Linked DNA regions of Homo sapiens: regions 1 and 2 are each linked to region 3. Evidence: chromatin contacts called from ENCODE Hi-C data. All regions are on one chromosome and are shown on one strand. Each heading gives the region's core, a stretch centred on a gene start or an enhancer-like site at or near the end of the contact. The rest is flanking DNA. Distances are from core to core; before and after follow the strand shown.

What was found. Hi-C counts contacts between places; a loop is a spot of excess contacts on that map. Pooled maps may share reads with other maps.
Region 1: a pooled map shows a loop between it and region 3 (14-fold over the local background). The contact joins two enhancer-like sites. A Hi-C loop is called at or near these places in 8 of 37 single-sample maps with no recorded cell type and 4 of 50 pooled maps.
Region 2: a loop to region 3 is called in a pooled map, with 10 times the contacts of the local background. The contact joins two enhancer-like sites. A Hi-C loop is called at or near these places in 2 of 37 single-sample maps with no recorded cell type and 3 of 50 pooled maps.

What each region holds. Positions count from the first base shown.
Region 1 is chr3:61,356,767-61,360,297 of GRCh38, reverse strand. The region is part of intron 3 of LOC105377114 (a long non-coding RNA gene); the gene reads left to right. Among named protein-coding and RNA genes, the nearest start is that of FHIT, 110 kb to the right of the region's middle. Within about 2 kb of position 1,702, at least 2 of the 41 ENCODE cell types and tissues checked have a DNase peak (open chromatin) inside an H3K27ac peak, as active enhancers do.
Region 2 is chr3:58,348,395-58,351,830 of GRCh38, reverse strand. All of the region lies in intron 1 of PXK (PX domain containing serine/threonine kinase like), which reads right to left. Among named protein-coding and RNA genes, the nearest start is that of PXK, 17 kb to the right of the region's middle. RefSeq lists an enhancer at 2,046-2,325. Within about 2 kb of position 1,895, at least 9 of the 41 ENCODE cell types and tissues checked have a DNase peak (open chromatin) inside an H3K27ac peak, as active enhancers do.
Region 3 is chr3:59,449,559-59,453,208 of GRCh38, reverse strand. The region is part of intron 5 of CFAP20DC-DT (CFAP20DC divergent transcript); the gene reads right to left. Among named protein-coding and RNA genes, the nearest start is that of CFAP20DC-DT, 360 kb to the right of the region's middle. Within about 2 kb of position 1,693, at least 8 of the 41 ENCODE cell types and tissues checked have a DNase peak (open chromatin) inside an H3K27ac peak, as active enhancers do.

The sequences.
Region 1 (3,531 bases), core at 453-2,952, 1.9 Mb before region 3:
CTCAAAAGCCAAGAATGGTTATTATAGTTTTATATAGTTGAGAAAAAATCAGAAGAAGAATAGTATTTCATGATGTGTGAAAATTATAAGAAATTAAAAACTTAAAATGTCAATGTCCATTTGTAAAGTTTTATTGGAACACGGTCATATCCATTTATTTATGTATTAACTACAGCAGCTTTTGCATTACAATGGCAGAGTTTAGTTGCAGCAGAGATTATGTTGGTCTGCAAAGCCCAAAACATTTTCTACCTAGACATTTATAGAAAAAGTTTGCCAACCTCTGATCTAGTCCATGGTTCTTAAGCCAAGTTAAATGTAAGCATTTAATGTTACATTAAACGTTCAGTTGAAGGCTGGGGCCCAGGGATCTGCATATTTAAAAATAAATACCCAGTATCATTTGACATACTTTCTTAAGTAATTATGATTACTATTACTGTCTTCCATTATGATTATGTGTGTATTTCTTCCTCTCCTTTATCCATCTTTGAGGGCTAGGACCATGCTAAAGTATCTTTGAATGAAAAAACAAGCATAGAATTTATGTATTAGTTTATTAGATATATATATCTGAGTATTCATTGTATGTCAGGTCCTCTTCAGTGGTAGAACAGAAGACCTACAGTCTAGGGGAAGACAAGAAAAAGGGCCAGGATAAAGCTACATGATAAGAAGTCCACATTAATTGATTAGAATAATACTTGCTATACATAATGGTAACTCATAAGACCCTTCAACTTTCAAAGAATAAGTTATTTTGGCTGCACGATAGCATTAGATGTATCTTACAGAATTTAAGAGTTTATACATTGGTAGTGCAAAAATAAGGTATAATGTATAGATATCACTGGAATTTGGGGGCCAGATAACCAGTGGTTAACTGTGTTTTGATCAAAATGATGAATTAGTGTGAATTCACAGGACTCATTTGTATGGCTATTTGTCTGGCTACTATATATTATAAAAACCCAACATATAGATGTCATGAGCTGTAGAAGGAACTAGATAAAGAGAGCCCATTTAACTTCAATAGGAAGGTGTCTAGAGATTAATTTTAGCACTTAGTGTCATTATGACATGTAGAATGCTGTGTTGAATAAATCTAATGGATTTTAAAGTATTTTTTAGAACTTTGACTTAATTATGATTTTCCTGGAACTGTGTAAGGCTCCTACTGTCAATATGCTAAGGTAACACTTTAGAATGAGAAAATAAATTTTCAGTTGAAACGTTACTGCCATCCATTAGACATGGAAGAAGCAGCTGTTACCACACTGCCAAACCAGGGTTATTTTTTGAAAAACACTAGTACATGCTGTAAGAGCAGAAAGTAGAAAATTACAATGCCATTTGAAAAAAGAATACCCCAACAACTTAAAAATAAACACTTTTACGTAGATGTATATATTAGTTATCTCTGGCTGTATGACAAATTACCCTCAAGTTTAGCAGTTTAAAACAACAAATATTTATTATCTCATAGTTTCTGTGTGTCTGAAATCTAGGAACAGATTGGATGGGTAATTCTGGCTTAGGATCTCTCACAAGATTACATGGCCAGGGCTGTAGTAATCTCAAGGTTCAACTGGGGCTGGAGAGTCTTCTGACCTCTCTCGCATGGTTGTTGTCAGGGTCCAGTTCCTCATGGGCCGTCAGACTGAGACTCTCAGTTCCTCACTGGCTGTTGGCCAGAGGCCTCTTTCAGTTTCCTGGCACATGAGCCTCTTCATAGGGCAGCTGGCTTCCATCAGAAAGAGCAAGTGGGAGAGCAACAGACAGCCAGGCAGAACTCCCAGTCATTTTTTAACCTAATCTCAGTGGTGACATTCCATCATTTTCATATATTTTATTCATTAGAAGTGGGCCACTAGGTCTAGTTTGCCCTCAAGGGCACAAGAGCATGAACACTAAGAGGAAGTAAACCCCAATTTTTATCATATTTCATTATAAGAGGAAAACAGGCATAACAAATCCAACCATTAGAGAAGCACCCTTCATTGGTAAAATATTTGTTGAGTGCCTACTATGTGCCAGCCATGGAGGATATGATAGTTCAAAACCAGCAAATTTCCCTGCCTTCATGTAGCATACTTTCTGTAGGAAATAAACCATTAGAAAGCATACTATATAGTGTCTGGTACACAAGGCTCTCAAAAGATGTTAGTTATTTTTTTTTTTCAGGGTAGATGGATATCTCCCCTGTCCCAGAAACAGAGCCAAACTCTCCAGTCTGTTGCATCTCTAATCCTATTGTAGACAAATATGATTTGTTTAACCAGAGCAGAAATGGCTTTTCTTTCACTTATGCTTGAAATAGGCGATTCATAATAGTTCACAACACTACACACTTGTAACTGCCTTTCTCCCATTTGTGTTTTTAAAGTGGTCTTTGTCAGAAAAAAATATAAATAAAAACACTAAAGAGTCCCACGGAAGTAGCTGTCCTAGTAGGTTTCCTGCAGCGCCGTGCTGACCACTGTATCCTTTTGCATTACACATGCCAAGTTGACCTAACGTCTTCCAGCTCCGAATTATTTTAATTGCTTTTTTTCTAGATGCATCTTTTCAGTCTCTCAAGGACTCTTTAAAAAATGGCTTCTTGAACTACAAACAAGATTTCAAATGTGTGCCTGGTTCTGCCAGGCAATTCTGCAGTTGCTTTCTCTAATTAATATTCCATATCTCAAAAAAACCGTCTCAAGATTTTAATTGACTTTTGTCACCCCCATCTCATTCAAGTACTGTGCTGGCCATCCTCGTACATTATTAATAAACCATGCGTACTCTGTGTGTTTTTTCCCTGCTGCCTGATGTTTAGTTCTTTCTTGAACTTTGTTTTGAATGACAATTGAAGGATAATTTATTGTGCTGGGCTTCCGACACTAGTACGGTCAGCTATAGTTTGCTGTGCTAATTAGGAAAAAACTGTCAATCAAAGAAGTTATTCACTTTAGAGAGTAGACATAGCTTCATTTGTCTTGTACATAAACTCCTTCATACGGTGTAGAGCTAACTTCCTATACCATTGAGAGAAGTATACTAACAAAGCTGAGTTATAAAATATTTTTATAGAAATATTGATTTAATCCTCTCAGGTTTAAAAATAGGTTTCCAAAATACAGTAAAAGGATAAGAATTTTGATGAATACAGTGATTGTTTATTAAAATGGATTCTTTGAAAGCATTCTTTAAAATACTTAAGTTCTTCCATTCATCATTCTTTGTTGTTAATTTCACAGAGTCTGCCAACTGAAACTTTCTGCCAGCCCCTTTCCAATGTATCAGAAATTTCACATGGGTTGCCACCAAATTAGCATCATTGATGCAGTGTAGTGTTCCTCTGAAGCCTGTTGATCTTCTCTGTGCATTCATCTATTCATGGGACTTCTAGGCATGGAACATCTATTTGTAGTAGTGTTGACCTTTTCCCCTGTTCAAATAACATTTTTGTAGTGCTCTTTTTTTCACCCAGGTTGGAGGGTAGCAGTGTGATCATAGATCATTGCAGTGTCACCCTCCTGGGCTCAA
Region 2 (3,436 bases), core at 646-3,145, 1.1 Mb after region 3:
GCACCCAGAAAAAACAAAAAGCAGCCATTCTCTTTAAATATGAGAAACAATTGTATCAGTCTCTGATTTCTAAGAAGGAGTACCATGACTCCAGCCTCTGTTGTCCTAGATTCTATGCCCACTTTTGGCTATTTTTTTTTTCCTACGTTTTTCAGGTTATCCTCAATGAGCATAAATTATTTTTACAATCAGGAAAAACAATTTTTGGAAAAGTTTCTCAGTTTGCTACACATGTAATTTAAAACATGATACTTTAAAATAAGAAATCCTGGCCAGGCACGGTGGCTCACACCTGTAATCTCAGCACTTTGGGAGGATGAGGCAGGTGGATTGCATGAGCCCAGGAGTTCAAGACCAGCCTGGGCAACATGGTGAAACCCTGTCTCTACAAAAAATACACACACACACACACACACACACACACACACACACACAAATAGCTAGCTGTGGTGGCGCACACCTGTAGTCTCAGCTATTTGGGGGGCTGAGGCGGGTGGATCACTGAAGCCCAAGAAGGATCATTTAAGCCCAGGGAGATGGAGGCTGCCGTGAGCCGTGATTGCACCACTGCACTCCAGCCTGGGCGATAGAGTGAGACCCTTTCTTGGAAAAATAAAATAAATTAAATAAGGAATCCTGAGTAATAAAGATTGAGATCATCTGAGCTTGGGTAAGAGCCTGGTATGTTATCAATGATAAATGCACCTTTTTTCCTTTGACAAGGGAGCTTTTGGTCATTTTACTACTCATCAGTACTTTCTGTGCTGGGGAGACTGGGAAAACAGAAGATGAAAGTAAAGTAAAGGAGCTCTTCTACTTGTAACAGGGCTGCTAAAGCATTTAGTGGGAGAGAAGCTTGAAACTATAGGCTGAAGTCAAGCTAGAAGTCCCTACTGGTTTTAATAATGGTCACCATCACTTAGGATAACGTACATATAAATCTATCCTTCCTACTCTGAGAAGGTTGCTGTGTCATCCTGAGACACTAGCTCCAATTTCATAACCAACTGTGGAAGTGACCACAGTACACATGCCATGCAGACACATATCTTCAGAGAGGGAGGTATAACTGCTCTGCTTATGGGGCACTTACTCTCTGCCTTCTAGCCCTCAGTTTACTCCATCTCCCAACAATGTCTGAAGGGAGGCGTCACTACATCTCTTATACAACAAAAACCCTGAAGCTCAGAGAGGGTAGATGCCTTAAACAAGGGCGCACCACTAGTATGTGATGAGAATAGACTCCACCCCAGGCCAGTCTGACCCAGGGGCACAGCGGTTCCTACCTTCTATGCCCTTGGACACAATACTTTCACATGCTCCAAGGACTCATTTTGATGAACAGAGTGCAGCTGGACAGGCAGAACCAGTCTATCAAGTCAGGGGGAAGCTGACAGGGTGAAGGGCAGAGTAAGGACAAGAACCCGGGCCTGGAGAATATGAGTTACTATAGCAATAGAGCTCTCAGAATACCACAACCACCTGGTTTTAATACCCCTATACTTTGCAGCCTACCTCCTACTACATGGACACAAACTGCTGGAGCTGAATGTAATGTGAGCACCACCTAGAAGTTATGTACAAGTAAGAAACTATTTTTTCTCCAAAATGTTAAGCAAGCCCCATAATGTACATTAGGCAGTTAAGAAGCAGTCGAAAGGAACATTTTTATAAGAACATGCCTAAAGTGGACATCAGGTTTATGTGATCCTCAGCAATTTGAATAGTAGTTAATTTCAGTTGTACAAAAACGGAACAGGGTCCTCCACAAAGCTGTTTTGCTTCTACACTGTGCTCCTGTTAAACTCCCCAAGGTACTAATAACGGTTGCACCTCAGTGAGCTTCCTTCCTGTGTGTTACTCTTAAAAACCACAGAGGCTCTGGGACTCAGTAGTCACAAAACCCCAATGGCTGCAGGGCTAGCAGGTTCTATCCGTTAAGCTCAGTCTTTCTCAACCAGTTCAGCAGTTTGAAGAGAGCAGTGACCTAAGGCTTGATATCCAATATGGTAGCCACTATGCACAAGGGACTACTGAGCTCTTGGAATGTGGATAGGGTGACGAAGGGACTGAATTTTTAGCTTAATTTTATTAGCCTAGTGGCTAAAATACTGGATAGTGTGCAGTTACAGACTGTTTATTTGCAGGTATAAACACAGATATTTATGAAAATGTGGCCAGGTGCTGTGGCTCATGCCTGTAATCCCAGCTCTTTGGGAAGCCGAGGAGGGTAGATCATTTGAGGTCAGCAGTTCAAGACCAGCCTGGCCAACATGGTGAAACCCCGTCTCTACTAAAAATACAAAAATTAGCCAGGCGTGGTGGCAGGAGCCTGTAATCCCAGCTACTCAGGAGGCTGAGGCAGGAGAATCGCTTGAACCGGGGAGGCAGAGGTTGCAGTGAGCCAAGATCACATCACTGCACTCCAGCCTGGGCGACAGAGTGAGACTCCGTCTCAAAAAAAAAAAAAAAAGATATTTATGAGAATGAAAGCATACTAAACATAGTGTGTTATGACTTGCTTTTTCTCTCACTTAATATAACATGGATCTCTCTCCATAACAACACATTTGGGATTTTATTTTTAATTTCTTTTGGAGATGGGGTCTGGCTCTGTCGCCCAGGCTGGAGTGCAGTGGTACAACCATAGCTCACTGCAGCCTTGAACTCCTGGGCTCAAGTGATCCTCCCACCTCAGCCTCCCTAGTAACTGGGGCTACAGGCATGAGCTACCATGCCTGGCAAATATTTTTAATGTCTGTATCTCTGCTGCCTAGTAGCCACAAGCAATATGTGGCTACTGAGCATCTGATATGTGGCTAGTCCCAATTGAGATATGCTGTAATTGTAAAATACACACCAGATTTCAAATACTTTTATGACAAGAGGAATGCAAAACATATTAATTAAAAAAAAGTACAGACAGGGTCTCACTCTGTTACCTAGGCTGGAGTGCAGTGGTGCAATCATAGCTCACTGCAGCCTCCACTGCCTGGGCTCAAGGGATTCTTCTACTCAACCTCCTGAGTAGCTGAGACTACAGGTATGCCACCACACCTGACTTTTTTTTTTTTTTAAGTTTTGTAGAGACTAGATCTTGCTATATTGCTTAGGCTGGTCTCGATCTCCTGGCCTCAAGCAATCCTCCCTCCTCAACCTGCCAAAGTGCTGAGATTACAGGCATTAGTCACTGCACCTAACATAGTAATAATTTTTATAATGATTCCATGTTGAAATTATAATATTTTGGATATATTGGGTTAAATATATTATTTAAATTAATTTCACCTGTTTCTTTTTACTTTTTTAACATGGCTACTAGAAAATGTAAAGTTACATATGTGGCTAGCATTATACTTCCATTGGACAGCACTGCCCTAAGGCCTCTGTCGTATGTAGTGAATTAACTCCATCCCTATGCAGCCAGAATGGAAGA
Region 3 (3,650 bases), core at 444-2,943:
TAATAATTTAAGATTTCAAATATGTTATATTTTATATTGGTATACTGGGAGTCAGTGAAAATGTGGACAATATAGATCGTCTTACAGACTCCATTTTACTTACAAGTTTTATGTGTTTGAAGGGTAACTAAACAATTTTAATATAAATATTAAAGGAAACATGGATAAATGAAAAGTTTGCCCGAATTTTTTTTTAGCTAAACCTTGACCCTTCCAAACCATTTTTGCATTTGACAAACTGCCTATTGCTAGTCCCCATACTGTCAAGTCCTTGCCAGTATGTGTTTATCCTCTTCAGCTACAGGGGATTAGATGGGAATATTTTAGAATCATTAATGCAGTGATTCAGCCGAACCATGGCTGTTATCTCACCAGCAAGCCATATAGCCTTCCAATGTGGGAATGAGGTTGAAAAGTCTGACAAAAGCAGTGTGGTTCATTTCTGAAATGGCAAATTAATTCTATTTCCAGGGCAGACATGAGAAATAAATATCTCTATTTGCCACTCTAGAAAGATTTCATATTTAGGTCACTAAAATACATAAGTTCTAGATCTACCTCCACCCCACCCCTGTTTAAAAACTCCCACAAACACAAATCACAAAAATATATAAAACAAATAATAAGGTCATCAAAAAGCAAACTGATGTGGTTGTCAGGGGCTCCCTGGCAACCAGGGGAAATAAGGACTTACGTAATGGATACAGAGCTTTAGTTTTACATGATGAAGAGTTCAGGTGGTTGGGTACACAACAATGCAAACATACTTAACACCCCTGAACTGTACACTTAGAAATGGTAAATTTTATGTTATATATATTTTACCATGATTTTTTCAAAATCATATTGAGATATCAAAACTCAAAGTCTTGCAGTTTTGGTCTTTAAAGAAGCTGCACATAGAAGCTTCTGGGCCCCAGGAAAACACGTTACATGATATCATGTGTCAGTTGGCCAGGATGCCTTAGACCAATGAGAACCTTCACCAAAGGGGCAGGCATTTTGGCTTTTAACCATCTATTGCCTGCCTGGCTTGGAAGCATCTGGTCTAGGCATGATCAGATCCTGCCTCTTTCCACTGATTTCCACCCTTTGGAATCTAAGGCCTATCCTCCTCCCACACACTCTTTCACGGATTAACTCTGAGTAGTGATGGCTACACAGTGGAGCTCATTACCTGGTAGGGCTGTGCGAGAAGCTGGCATGCACCCGTTCAGGGGTCCTCACCAATTCTGGGAAGTGGGTACTGTTCTTCCTCCCATTTTATGACTAAGAACACTGAGCCTTTGTAATGACACATTGATCTACATATGCCTACATTTTCCTCTTTCCAGGGAGAGTCACAAATAAAGGAATGAGAAAGCAACGGAATCTCTTCTCCCTGCCCGTTCACCTCCAGTCTTCTGGGTTTGTGGAGCATGCCCAGAAATCCCAGCAATTATTTCATCCACTTCACTATAAGCAACATTTTCCTGCATGAAATGCACTCCATCTGGGCTCAAACAGAGATTTATAAAAGCAACCTTTTTTGTCTTCACACAAAAGAAAGGCTAAGAGTGAAACTGTGGTGAGGTTTTGGTGCTCAACAGAAGGCTTTGGGAGGAGTCGAGTGCAGTTAGATATAAATAACATCGTTTAAGCCAGGATGTGGCTTGGTGACAGCTAACTCTGACTCTGGTCGCTTTGCCAGAACAGCTTTCAGCTGTTTCACGTGATTTCACAAACCCTTGAACTGCAGAGTTATTTCACACCTGCAGAGGTAATGAATGCCTTTTGAGAACATTTGCAAAGTTGGTTGGCAAAAGTCAAAGAAACCAGTGGAACACAAGCTCTCCAGAGGCCTTTTTCCTGTTCCACACGTGCTGTGCCTCAGTGAGTAGAGGGAGGCCGTCAAATGGAGTGACTACAAGTTCACAAATAAATTGTCTTCTTTACCAGTGAGTCAGTGTACCTCAATCTCATCAGAATAGAAAAACAAAAATGAAAGAACCTCAGATTTCATGGTAGTGGCAAGATACAGGGCTGAATGTCCTGCCTGCAGATGTGGGGCCCCTGTTCATAGACTGCCATGTCATCTAGCACATAAGCAAACAATGTACAAATGCCTGTGTATACTTGTTACAATTCATGCCAGGAATTTACCTCCTGGGTATGTGAAGTGTCTGTGTTTCAGGGAGTGGAGATTTCTGATCTCTCCCTCTCCTGCTACTTCCCATTCATCTTTTAACTCAGAAGCTGTAACTCTCCAGATACAGAGATGCCAGTATCCCACTTTGCATATTCCGAGAAAAAGAGCAGCCCAGACATAATTCAGAAATTCATAATCAGCATGGCCACAAATAAAATTTTAAAAGTCATTTCTTGTGAACATTTCATGGTGGTGGATTCCTCCGCATATAAAAGGACTATGTCCCATAGGAATTTATTAGTAGTCTAAGAAGGATTCTATGAATAAATTATACAAACTGTGGAAAATGTGTCAAAAAGGATAGAACTATTTGCTCAAAAATTCTGGTAAATAGACTTAAACCATGCGCATTACGTGGGGATTACCCATTCAGAGAGAATTTATTTATTCAGAAAATGTTTATTGCTAGGCACACCCAGTATAGACAGGTGAACACCACAGTTTTGGTTCCTGCCTCATGGAGTTTACCGTCTAGTTGGAGAGGTGGTTGGTGAACAGACGAACAAATATAAAAACAAACATGGACAGTGCTGAGATACAGCAGAGTGATGACAAGAGATTCAGAGCCCTTTCTTGTACTGAAACATGCAAATTTTCTCATTGATTGCTTGTTAATGTTTTATAGGACTCTTTAGGGTACAGCAGGGGGCCTCAAGTATCTTGAGAATAATAGTCATTGTTCTAAGTGGCAGTGAATAGAGAATTCCAGGGAATATGTGATTAGATACTTACAATGTCAAATCAACCTAACCAAATACCTTCCATAGAAGTGTCTGGAGAGGCAGGTGAGATAGCATAAAAAGTGAGCTTGGGTGGCAAGTAGACCTGGATCTGGATTCCACCTGCACTATTCATCCGTTGGGTGACCTTGGGCAAAGAACTTGAACTCTCTAGGCCTCAGGGTCTTAGGGTGTTAAAGGGGAAAACTGTACCTACATCAGATGGTTCTTGTCAGAAAGAGCTAATAAGTCATATACTATCTGTTCAATTCTGCTCACACAAAGTAGATGTTTAAAGAGGCAGCTGTGATTTTTATTGAGGAAATTCAGTCTCTCCCTCTTACAAAGGGGCAGCACAAAGTATAGCCATGGGCTTCCATGAAGACAGGCTCTTTCTGGAAAGCCAGAATAGGGACTCTTCTTGTCCTCTCCACCCTCCTCCCCTTGAAATGAAGGTATATCTAGTCACCCAAGATGAAAGACCCAAAGCAATCCCACCAACTAATACTTTTCTGCCCTCTGGTAATTTTAAAAATAGTAGTTACTTCTACAATGTCCCCTGGGTTATAAATTACCTGCCTTTGATCAAGATAAAAAGATGAGTCACATTAATGTGCCTGCTGGAAATTGTCTTAAGGCAGGAATGATAGCCTATTTTTAATAAAGCTTACAACAACCACCATCCCTAAATTGGGTCTGTGGTGTTATGCACACACAATGGACTCAATGCAGTAAACATCTGT